Linked DNA regions of Homo sapiens: region 1 is linked to region 2. Evidence: read pairs that join two places in POLR2A ChIA-PET (ENCODE). Cell type or tissue: OCI-LY7. All regions are shown on one strand. Links, peaks and the distances in the headings refer to the core of each region. The heading gives the core; the rest is flanking DNA.

Region 1 (5,378 bases), core at 61-5,060, 350 kb after region 2:
GAGCCAGGATGTGTGGTGTGGTAGATAGACCCTCCTAGTCAGAGGACTAGGAGTTGGTGGTCCAGATTTTAACTTTCTTTTTCCGGTAGTGGTCTTCACCAAGTTACCTCTGGGGCCATCAGTGTCTGTATCTGTAGCACAAAGCGGTTGAGTTTGGTTTAAGTAGCTATGGCAAATGGGGAGATATCTTTGGCTTAGCACGATTCTCTTTGAGGAGAAAAGAATGGGCTTCTTGGACCAGTTTTGAGAATTTGATGATTTGCTGATCCAGCAAATATGTATTCAACCCATAGTATGTGTTAGGAACAGCCCCAGGTGCTGGAGATAATATTAGTGAACAAAATAGACCTAGATCTCTGCTCTCCCAGAGCTTACAGTGCAGTGGGAGAGCCGGGTATAAATAACATAGCTCAGTTAAATGGAGTTAACTGTTGGAAGGTGACAGCTGCTATCAAAACAATGCTGGGAAAGAGGACTAGGTGGCTTAGTGGCAGGTGTGGTGGTGAGAAGGAGCCCTTCACTGAGGTGACATTTGAGGAAAGATTTGCACGAGGTGAGGGAACAGGCCAACCAGGAGGCTGGGGAAGAGCGGTCCTGGCAGAGGAGTGAGCAGGTGCAGAGGACTCCCAGAGCGATGCTGGCGTGCTTGAGGAGAGGAGCTGGGGCCAGGGTGGGTCTGGCCGAGAGAAGGGGAGAGTCGTGGGGTGCGTCATGAAAGGTGGTGGGGTAGGGCCTCATGACCACAGTGAAGACATGGACTGTTCTTTGATTCTGGCTGAATGGGGAACCTTTGGAGGGCTTTGAGCAGAGAAGTGGCATGGTCTGCATTAGGTTTAATGGGATATCTTTGGCTGCTGTACTGAAGACAGATTGGAGGCGTTGGGAGTCGGGGCAAGGGCAGAAGCAGGGAGACCAGGAGGCCAGGGTGCCGCAGCGTCCAGTGGTCACTGGTGGTGGCGGCTTGCACCTGAGTGGAAGCTGTGGTGGTGGCAAGAAATGGTAAGTGATAAGAATCCGAAGGTTTGGCCGGGCGCGGTGGCTCACGCCGGTAATCCCAGCACTTTGGGAGGCTGAGGTGGGTGGATCACTTGAGGTCAGGAGTTTGAGACCAGCCTGGCCAACATGGTGAAACCCCGTCTCTACTAAAAATACAAAAGTTAGCCAGGCGTGGTGGCAGGCGCCTGTAATCCCAGCTGCTTGGGAGGCTGAGGCAGGAGAGTCGCTTGAACACAGGAGGCAGAGGTTGCAGTGAGCCAAGGTCGCGCCACCGCCCCGCAGCCTGGGCAACAGAGCGAGACTCTGTCTCAAAAAAAAAAAAAAAAAAAAAAAAATAGAATCTGAAGGTTCAGTCTCTGACTGTCTGGGCTGGTTCTTTCCCGGGCCGCTGACTCTCTTGGCTCCCGAAGGGCTGTTGCTTTCCGCAGTTGCAGTTGGAATTCTCGCCACACTTCACTTTAAAAATGCCAAGACAAAATCACAGCACACTGGGCTTGAGAACACAGGCAGTCTTTCAGTGTGGGTCTGATGTTTGCTATTTTAGCTCAGCTCCGCCTGGCAGGGTGTGGTCTGCTGACAGAGGGTATGCAGGCAGCTGGGGTATGTGGAGTATGACGTTTGAAAGTGGCATGGTGGTGGCTGGGCGCTCTGGCTCATGCCTGTCATCTCAGCACTTTGGGGGGCCCAGGCGGGTGGATCACCTGAGGTCAGCAGTTCGAGACCAGCCTGACCAACATGGTGAAACCCCGTCTCTACTAAAAATACAAAAAATAGCTGGACATTGTGGCAGGCATCTATAATCCCAGCTACTCAGGAGGCTGAAGCAGGAGAATCATTTGAATCTGGGAGGTGGAGGTTGCAGTGAGCTGAGATCGCGTCACTGCACTCTAGCCTGGGCGACAGGGCAAGACTCTGTCTCAAAAAAAAAAAAAAAAAAAAAAAGAAAGTGTTATGGTAGCAAGAAAGGCCCAAATTGAGCATGGCAAGGATGTGAGTGCTGGGATAAAGCTGGAGCACAAGAGGGTTCTTAGTGATGTGGCTCTGACAGCCTTCAGCTTACATTGCCAGAGCCACGAGATGTCTGTGAGCAAATCAGACGGTCGGCTGAATAGGCCACAGTCCGTCCTCAGCCGAAGGAGAGGCACTGTTGGGGATAATGAATTCATTTGGAAAACGTTTACGAGCTCCTCTCCTGTGCCAGGTGCTGTGGTGCGTGCTGAGCAAGCCATGTGGCTCTTCACGGCTGGACGCCTGCCCTGTGAACACATGCGCACAGACTGCAGTGCTGGGCAGGTGGCAGTCCCGGGACCCTGGCAGAGTAGCAAGGCCCTCACTGGGTGGAATGCTCATGTCCTCCTTACACAGGTCCCGCTTCCGCCGAGACCTGGCTGTACAGCAGGAACCGATCTGGCTGCTGAGGTCAGGGGAGGGTGTATAGGAGTGGGGAGCGCTTGACTGGGGAGGAGGGGCATGGAGGGTGGTGAGCAGGCACTGGAGCTGCTTCCAAGGCCATGGTGAAGATCTGAGCTGTGGTCCTAAGAGCCATGAGAGAGTGTTGAAGGGTTTTAAACAGGGAGGGGTGTGATACTGTGACACTGTTTGTCATCCTTGAAGAGAGGGCGAGAGAGGAAACTGGTGGGCTTCTGAGGAGGCCGAGGCCAGATGCTGTGGGGTTGGAGAGGATCGGGCATGTTCAGGGTACACATGGCACACTCAGGATTCACTGATGGGCGGGGTGCTGGGGGTCGAGGTGATCTCCAGGGTGCTGGCCTGAGGGGATGGGAGTGTGGTAGGCAGAATACTGGCCCCCTAAAGGTGTCCTCATCCTCATCCCTGACCCCTGTGAATATGTTCTGTTACATGGCAGAGGGGAATTAAGGTCGCTAATCAGCTGACCTGAAATGGGGGAATTGTCCTGTTACCTGGTGGGCCCAGTGTAACCTCACGAGCTTTTGGACGTGGTCAGAGACATGGTGTGGGATGGACTCCACCCACAGCGGCTGGCTTTGCAGATGGAGGAGGCAGCCACCAGGAATGTGGCGCGGCTTCTAGAAGCTGCGAAAGGCCTTCTGCAGATGGCTAACAGGAGAGCAAGGCCTTGCTCCTGCATCCGCCAGGAGCTGAATTCTGCCGCCAACCGGAGTGAGCAGGAAAGGGGTTCTCCCTTCGAGCCTCCCGGAAGGGGCACAGCTGGCTGACGCCTGGACTTCAGTGTGATGAGACCCATGCCGGATTTCTGACCTTCAGAACTTCGAGATAGTGAATGCATGTTTTAAGCTGTGGTAATTTGTTACAGCAGCTGTGAAGAGTTGGGGACTGTGCCGAGGGATGTCTGACAGGGAATGGCAGGTGGCCCAGCACCTCCCTCAGCAGAGTCCTGCACTTGGATGTGGGCAGGAGTACCTTGGTCAGCGGCCTTGGGGGTGGTCACTGGGTAACCTCCACAAAGTGTGTTTAAACCCAGGGGACTGAAGTCAGCTCGGAGGGTTCTTCCTATGTCCTATGTCCTGCTCAGGCCTAGGAACCAAATAGAGCCCTGCCTCTTTCCTCAGAATGTTGGCTGCTGCTTCTGGCCGCCTTGCTTTCTTGTGTTTTTTATAAATCTGTATTGCCTTTTGCTTATGTTTTGAAGAGATTGTTTATTGGGTAAGAACCCTCAGTCCTGTTTTCCATGCAGAGGGAAGCCCCGGAGTCTTGTTCCGGCAGTGATTGTGTGTTCCCCGCCAGTTGGGTTTCTCTTCTTGTTTGTGAGTGGAGATGACCTTCCTGTGACGGGGGCCGCGGAAGAGCTGGTGGGTGAGATTTTGCTGTAGGTGCAGTTCCTTTTCTTGTTCCTTTCAGCGGTTACTTTCCATGTTATTAAATGTCTTACTTTGTCCAGAAACACTTTGAAAAATAAATTGAATGTGAATCATATTTCCTTTCTCTTACATATTCGTCTGATAGAGTAAATCTGGACTCTGGGTTAATTTTAAATGAAGACAAAAATGATTGATCCCTGACAATTTTGGATTATTTATTTATTTGTTTCTTAAGTAACAAGAGCAGGAGGAAGTACCCCATCGCCTCCAAGTGTTTTTGAGGAACCATGGGATTCCTCATGGAATTGAGGAGAACAAGTCTTCGGAGACCACTTGTCTGTTTTTCTTTCTGTTTTTCTTTTTAATTTTTTATTTCTATAGATTACTGGGGAACAGGTGGTGTTTGGTTACATGAGTAAGTTCTTTAGTGGTGATTTGTGAGATTTGGGTGCACCTGAGCAGTATACACTGAACAGTGTATACTGAACAGTGCACCCGAGCAGTATACACTGAACCCAGTCTTTTATCCCTCACCCGCTTCCCATCCTTTTCCTCTGAGTCCCTGAAGTCTATTGTGTCATTCTTATGACTTTGCATCCTCATGGCTTAGGTCCTACTTACTATTTTTTTTTTTTTTGAGATGGAGTCTTGCTCTGTTGCCCAGGCTGGAGTGGAGTGGCGCGATCTCAGCTCATTGCAACCTCTGCCTCCCGGGTTCAGGTGATTCTCCTGTCTCAGCCTCCCGAGTGGCTGGGATTATAGGCACATGCCACCATGCCCGCCTAATTTTTGTATTTTTAGTAGAGATGGGGTTTCACCATGTTGGCCAGGCTGGTCTTGAACTCCTGACCTCAAGTGATCCACCCGCCTCGGCCTCCCAGAGTGCTGAGATTACAGGCGTGAACCACCATGCCTAGCCGTTAGCTCCCACTTATGAGTGAGAACAGGTGATGTTTGGTTTTCCATTCCTGAGTTACTTTACCCAGAATTGTTGTCTCCAATCTCATCGAGGTCTCTGCGAATGCCAGTAATTCATTCCTTTTTATGGCTAAGTAGTATTCCATCGTATATATACATATACATATATATGTATACACACATATACATATATATGTATACACACATATACATATATATGTATACACACATATACATATATATGTATACACACATATACATATATATGTATACACACATATACATATATATGTATACACACATATACATATATATGTATACACACATATACATATATATGTATACACACATATACATATATATGTATACACACATATACATATATATGTATACACACATATACATATATATGTATACACACATATACATATATATGTATACACACATATACATATATATGTATACACACATATACATATATATGTATACACACATATACATATATATGTATACACACATATACATATATATGTATACACACATATACATATATATGTATACACACATATACATATATAGTATACACACATATACATATATATGTATACACACATATACATATATATGTATACACACATATACATATATATGTATACACACATA
Region 2 (5,378 bases), core at 247-5,246:
AACTACACTCCAGCCTGGGCGACAGAGCAAGATTCCGCCTCAGAATAAATAAATAAATAAATTAAAATAAAATATAACATAAAATCATAAAGTTGATTTTTACATCTTTAAAGAAAAAAGCAGCAAGTAAGCAACTCGTGCAATTAGCCTCTCCGCTGAACCCGCAGGCTCTTCTCCAGGAGCTAAGACGCAAAGCCACCTGCAGCTTGGAGTTCGGGCACTGGCCCGCCATTTCCTCCATTTATTCAACTATCCAAGAAAGTAATGCACGGTGCTATTAGGCTTATTGTGGGAGCATTAGAAAAGTTTTCAACAAAGGTCAGAACCAACCGGTCACCTAGAGATTCTTAAAGAAATCACACAAAGCCTTTTATTTCTCAGGCAAGGGGGTCTAACCCGTTTCCCCGATGATTCTGGCCAAAGACAAAAGTGAGGAGCTCTGTGCTTTCCTGATGGACGTATACAGTACATTTGGAAACACAAGAACCGTGGGTCCGGAGGCAGGAGTCCCCTGGGCATGCGTGTTCAGCACTGGACGGAGATAAGCTCCTCCTACAGAGCTCCATGATCCCCGTGGTAGTTAATTTTGTTCTGGAAATGATCCAGCAGGGCACCGTGCCAGCCCCCACTGAGCCAGACCCTGGACCAAAGCCCCCAGTTCCATGGGAGGAAGCCAGGGCCATCTCAGCCCTGCTCCTTTGGGGCTCAGCCATCGGGACCAGGTCACCTCTGCGGCCAGGCTACTCCCCCAGGTGTTTTGGGAGCCTGGGAATTATATGGGGATTTGCTCAGAGGGGGGTCTTCTTGCCAATGACAAATGAAGGGCCAAAATGCAGTGAGATACAGCGCCTTCTTGGAAAGCAACACGTTCCTTCTCTTGGGGATTTTATAGGCAAAAAGTTGCTTGGTACAACCTGAGGGACCCTCCTCAAGCACTCAACAAGAAGCTCACTCATGTTCCTCTATGGGTGGGAGGCATCTCAATCCTAATGCTACTCCCAGCTAGAGAAATCCTGACAAGCGGGACAAGGAGGAACGCACACTTCCGAGCTGCAGCCTCCCGGGGCCTGCCTCCTCCACACGGGCACCGGGACAGAGTGCCTGGGATGGGGCCTCTGAGCTCAGCCCCCACAACACAGTAGCCTGAGTGTCCCGGGAAAAACAGGAGAAAACTTCAGGAAGGATGGCAGGTGGGCTACAGTTCCCTCGAAAATGACTTTTCTGAGCAAGCAAAAAAGCTTACCAAAAATGTGTACACTCGCCCACTCACACTCACGTGTGTACACTCACCCACACTCGTGCATACTCAAACCCACACGTGCACACTCACCACTCACACTCAAATGCGCCCTCACCCATGCACATGCACTCATACTCGTGCACATTTACCCACGCTCACGTGCATACCCGCATTCACACCCACATGTGCACTCCCACACGTGCCTTCTCACATTCATGTGCATTTATTCATACGCTCACACGTACACTTACCCAAACTCATGCACACTCACCCACGCACACGTGCACTCACCCTTATGTACACTCACCCACAATCATGTGCATACTCAAAACCCACGTGCACTTACCGACACTCACACTCAAATGTGCACTCACCCACACGTGCGCTCATACTCACATGTGCACACCTACCCACACTCGTGCATACTCATCCACATTCACACTCACATATACACTCACCCACTCAAATGTGCCCTCACCCACACGTGCACTCATTCATACTCACATGTGCACACCTACCCACACTCGTACATACCCACATTCACACCCACATATGCTCACCCACACTCAAATGCACTCGCCCACACACGTGCACTCATATATGCACACTCAGCCACTCATGTGCACTCACGTATGCACTCACCCACTCGTGCACTCATGTGCACATTTACCCACATGTGCATGCTCACCCACTCAAATGTGCACTCACCCACACATTTACACGTGTGCTTCTTCACACACGTGCACACACCCACACACATGCATACTCACCCAGGTGCACTCACCCACTCACGTATGCACTCACACGTGTGCACACGTGGACACACCCACTCACATCATTCATACTTGCATGTGCACACACAGATATACTAGCACACACTTGTGTGCACACATGCTCACCCATACTCGTGCTCATGCTTGCACAATATACTCACCTGTACACACTCACCTTGCACACAGTCTTGCACACTAACACATGCTCATACAAAGTCATGGCCTGCTCCTGTAAAGACCTAATAGTCCCCTCTCTGTCCTCGATCTGGGCCCGCGGGACCCCCTTCCTTAGTCCCCCTGCCTCTTCTTGCCCTGATGACCTTTCTGACCAGCCTCCCTCCCTCCTGGCCTGCATCCCACTAAGGGGTGACATGCTCAGTATCTGTGTGATAAGGTGAAGGTGGGGAGAGGGCTGAATTGGGGGACAGAGCATGGAAGCGCCTGGATAAGACAGGGAGAAGGTGGGGGCCGGGGATGGTCACGGCAGGAAAACGCGACAGCCCTCGGATGGCACGTCCCAGAGCAGCGGATACACGGGTGGGTGAGAGATGCTGGGTCCATGGCTCCGCCTAAACCCGGCCCTCCCATCATCTACTCTGTGCTTCAGTTTCCTCATCTGTGAAACAGCAACAGCACCTCCTCCTCCAGGAGCTAACATGAGGATCACGTGGGGGACACACATGAGCCTGGCACAAGACAGGACATCAGCCAGTACACTTCAGCCACCACCACCCTCCCTGCCGAGGTGCTGGGGGGGTAGAGGCGGGAAAGGCCAGGAGCCCAGAGAGGGGAGGGAGGCAGCCGTGGCACAGTGCATCTCAGAGCCCCAGCAGTGAGGGGTTGGGTGGGGTGGGAAGGATGGGGGTGAGACAGAGGCTGCTGGAGGACAGTGGCTATGATGCCAGACAGGAAGCAACCTCAGCCGGGCGTGAAACTGAGGGCTGCTCCAGCCCTGGGGCGACTTTCCATAACAGGGTTCTGTAACACAAAGGCCCAGGGTGGGGCGGCGCTTGCCTCCGAGAATCACCACGTTTCCATAGCAGGTGACTTTCTACCACCTGACCAGGCCTGTGTTTGGGAACGGAAACCAAGTGACTTATCTGTCACATCACATAGCAGCATCGGGGCAGCCCCCACCTGCCACAGCGCCTGCAAGCAGGGCCCTGCACCACCTTTCTGGCAGAGCTCGCTAGCCACCTGAAGACCCCTCTATCGGCTTCTATGCCCCCATCACTTGGGCTCAAGGAGGCAGGAACATCCTGAGTCCGAGATGCAGGGTAAGTAAAGGCAGTGGCCGCCGACTTCACCAACTGATGGGAGCACGTGCAGACTGCCTTAGCAGAGGCCCCACTAGTGGATTTGACAGAACACCTGCTGGGGCTGGAGAAGCCAGGGAAGCTCACGAAGGGCGTGACCTTTCACGCAGCCACGGAACACCTGGGGAGCATCCCCATCCCCTCCTCTTAAACACGGAACTTCCTATGAGACAGAATCAAAGCCAACAAGGCCCTGAGGGCAAAATTACCAGCCTGCATGGCCACCTCCTTTATCATAAGGATTTTACATACTTTGCAAGGCTTAATTAACTTTGTAAAAGTTTAGCTTCTTTATCTTACATATTCTGTATATCCAATTATCTTTTTGTTTATTTTTTTTGTTTTATTTTTGAGACAGAGTCTCACTCTGTCGCCCAGGCTAGAGTGCAGTGGCACGGTCTTGGCTCACTGCAACCTCTACCTCCCAGGTTCAAGAGATTCTCCTGCCTCAGCCTCCCGAGTAGCTGAGATTATGGGCACCTGCCACCACGCCCGGCTAATTTTTTTGTATTTTTAGTAGAGATGGGGTTTTGCCAGGTTGGCCAGGCTGGTTTTGAACTCCTGACTTCAAGTGATCTGCCTGCCTCGGCCTCCCAAAGTGCTAGGATTACAGGCGTGAGCCACCGTGCCTGGCCCTCAAATGATTTTTTTAAACAGAATATTTAAAAGAAAAAACCAGGGCCGGGCGCAGTGGCTCACACCTGTAATCGCAGCACTTTGGGAGGCCAAGGGGGGGCGGATCACGAGGTCAGGTGACTGAGACCATCCTGGCCAACACGGTGAAACCCCGTCTCTACTAAAAAAAAATAATAATAATAAAAAATAAATAAATAAATAAATAAAAATTAGCCGGGCATGGTGGTGGGCGCCTGTAGTCCCAGCTACTCAGGAGACTGAGGCAGGAGAATGGTGTGAACCCAGGAGGTGGAGCTTGCAGTGAGCTGAGATCACGCCACTGCACTCCAGCCTGGGCGACAGAGCGAGACTCCATCTCAAAAAAAAAAAAAATGGCTCATAGTCCCATGACCCAGATAACTGCTATATTGTTTTTTTAAATACAAAGAACTCAAGTGCATGTAAGAAGGCACAGAAGGGCATAAAAGGAACACGAAATCCACCTCACTTTGCATTCTTCTTCCCATTGGTATCCACCTTTGCTATAAGGGCCACGATGATGCCTCCTGCACTGTACGTCTGGCCTCTGCAATGCCACCTCCTGGCTCTTGCCACCAATGGTCCATGTCTCTACCTAGAGGCTGGGCTTGGCCACATGACCTGGGCAACAGGACATCAGGGCACAAGGACACGAGATAAGGCCTGGAAAGCACCGTGCACTGGGACTCGCCCTCTCTGGCTGCTAGGAACCCCCTGCCACCAAGTGAACGGCCAGGGTGGCCTGCTGGAAGATGAGAGGCCCCAGCTGCCATGGCTAACGGCCAGGTCATATGAGTGAGGCCTTCACACAGCCCTGGCTGAATCGCATAGACCAGAAGAACCAGCAGCCAAACCACTGCATCACCAGGAATAATAAATATCTGATCAAGACTCCATGCTGGCCAGGCGCGGTGGCTCACGCCTGTAATCCCAGCACTTTGGGAGGCCGAGGGGGGCAGATCACCTGAGGTCAGGAGTTCAAGACCAGCCTCAACATGGAGAAACCCCGTCTCTACTAAAAATACAAAATTAGCCGGGCGTGGTGGTGCAGGCCTGTAATCCCACCTACTCGGGAGGCTGAGGCAGGAGAATTGCTTGAACCTGGGAGGCAGAGGTTGCGGTGAGCCGAGATCGCGCCTTTACACTCCAGCCTGGGCAACAGGAGCGAAACTTCGTCTCAGAAAAAAAAAAAAAAAAAGACTCCATGCTTTAGGCAGTTTATGACCTTGAAAAAGCTATCCGATGAGCACTATTAACAAGTATGGGCCGGGTGCGGTGGCTCACGCCTATAATCCAGCACTTTGGGAGGCTGAGGCAGTTGGATCACCTGAGGTCAGGAGTTCGAGACCAGCCTGGCCAACATGGTGAAATCCCATCTCTACTAAAAATACCAAA

Evidence for each region. ChIA-PET counts read pairs that join two places held together with the same protein. Peaks named below come from ENCODE experiments on the same cell type or tissue, not always from the same donor. Only the 100,000 strongest peaks of a DNase experiment are listed, where the experiment ranks them.
Region 1: POLR2A ChIA-PET joins it to region 2 with 20 read pairs; 1 of 35 experiments calls an interaction of 5 or more read pairs at or near these places.

What each region holds. Positions count from the first base shown.
Region 1 is chr22:46,767,179-46,772,556 of GRCh38, forward strand. The region is part of intron 1 of TBC1D22A (TBC1 domain family member 22A); the gene reads left to right. Among named protein-coding and RNA genes, the nearest start is that of TBC1D22A, 7.2 kb to the left of the region's middle. RefSeq lists enhancers at 1,679-1,728, 1,847-2,727, 1,979-2,188, 2,728-3,606. In OCI-LY7, for the core only: no CTCF peak of the experiment used is centred there; DNase peaks (open chromatin) are centred at 1,573, 2,273 and 3,763; H3K4me3 peaks cover 2,825 bases; H3K27ac peaks cover 4,347 bases.
Region 2 is chr22:46,418,444-46,423,821 of GRCh38, forward strand. All of the region lies in intron 5 of CELSR1 (cadherin EGF LAG seven-pass G-type receptor 1), which reads right to left. Among named protein-coding and RNA genes, the nearest start is that of TRMU, 85 kb to the left of the region's middle. RefSeq lists a silencer at 2,831-2,880. In OCI-LY7, for the core only: no CTCF peak of the experiment used is centred there; a DNase peak (open chromatin) is centred at 3,038; H3K4me3 peaks cover 642 bases; H3K27ac peaks cover 471 bases.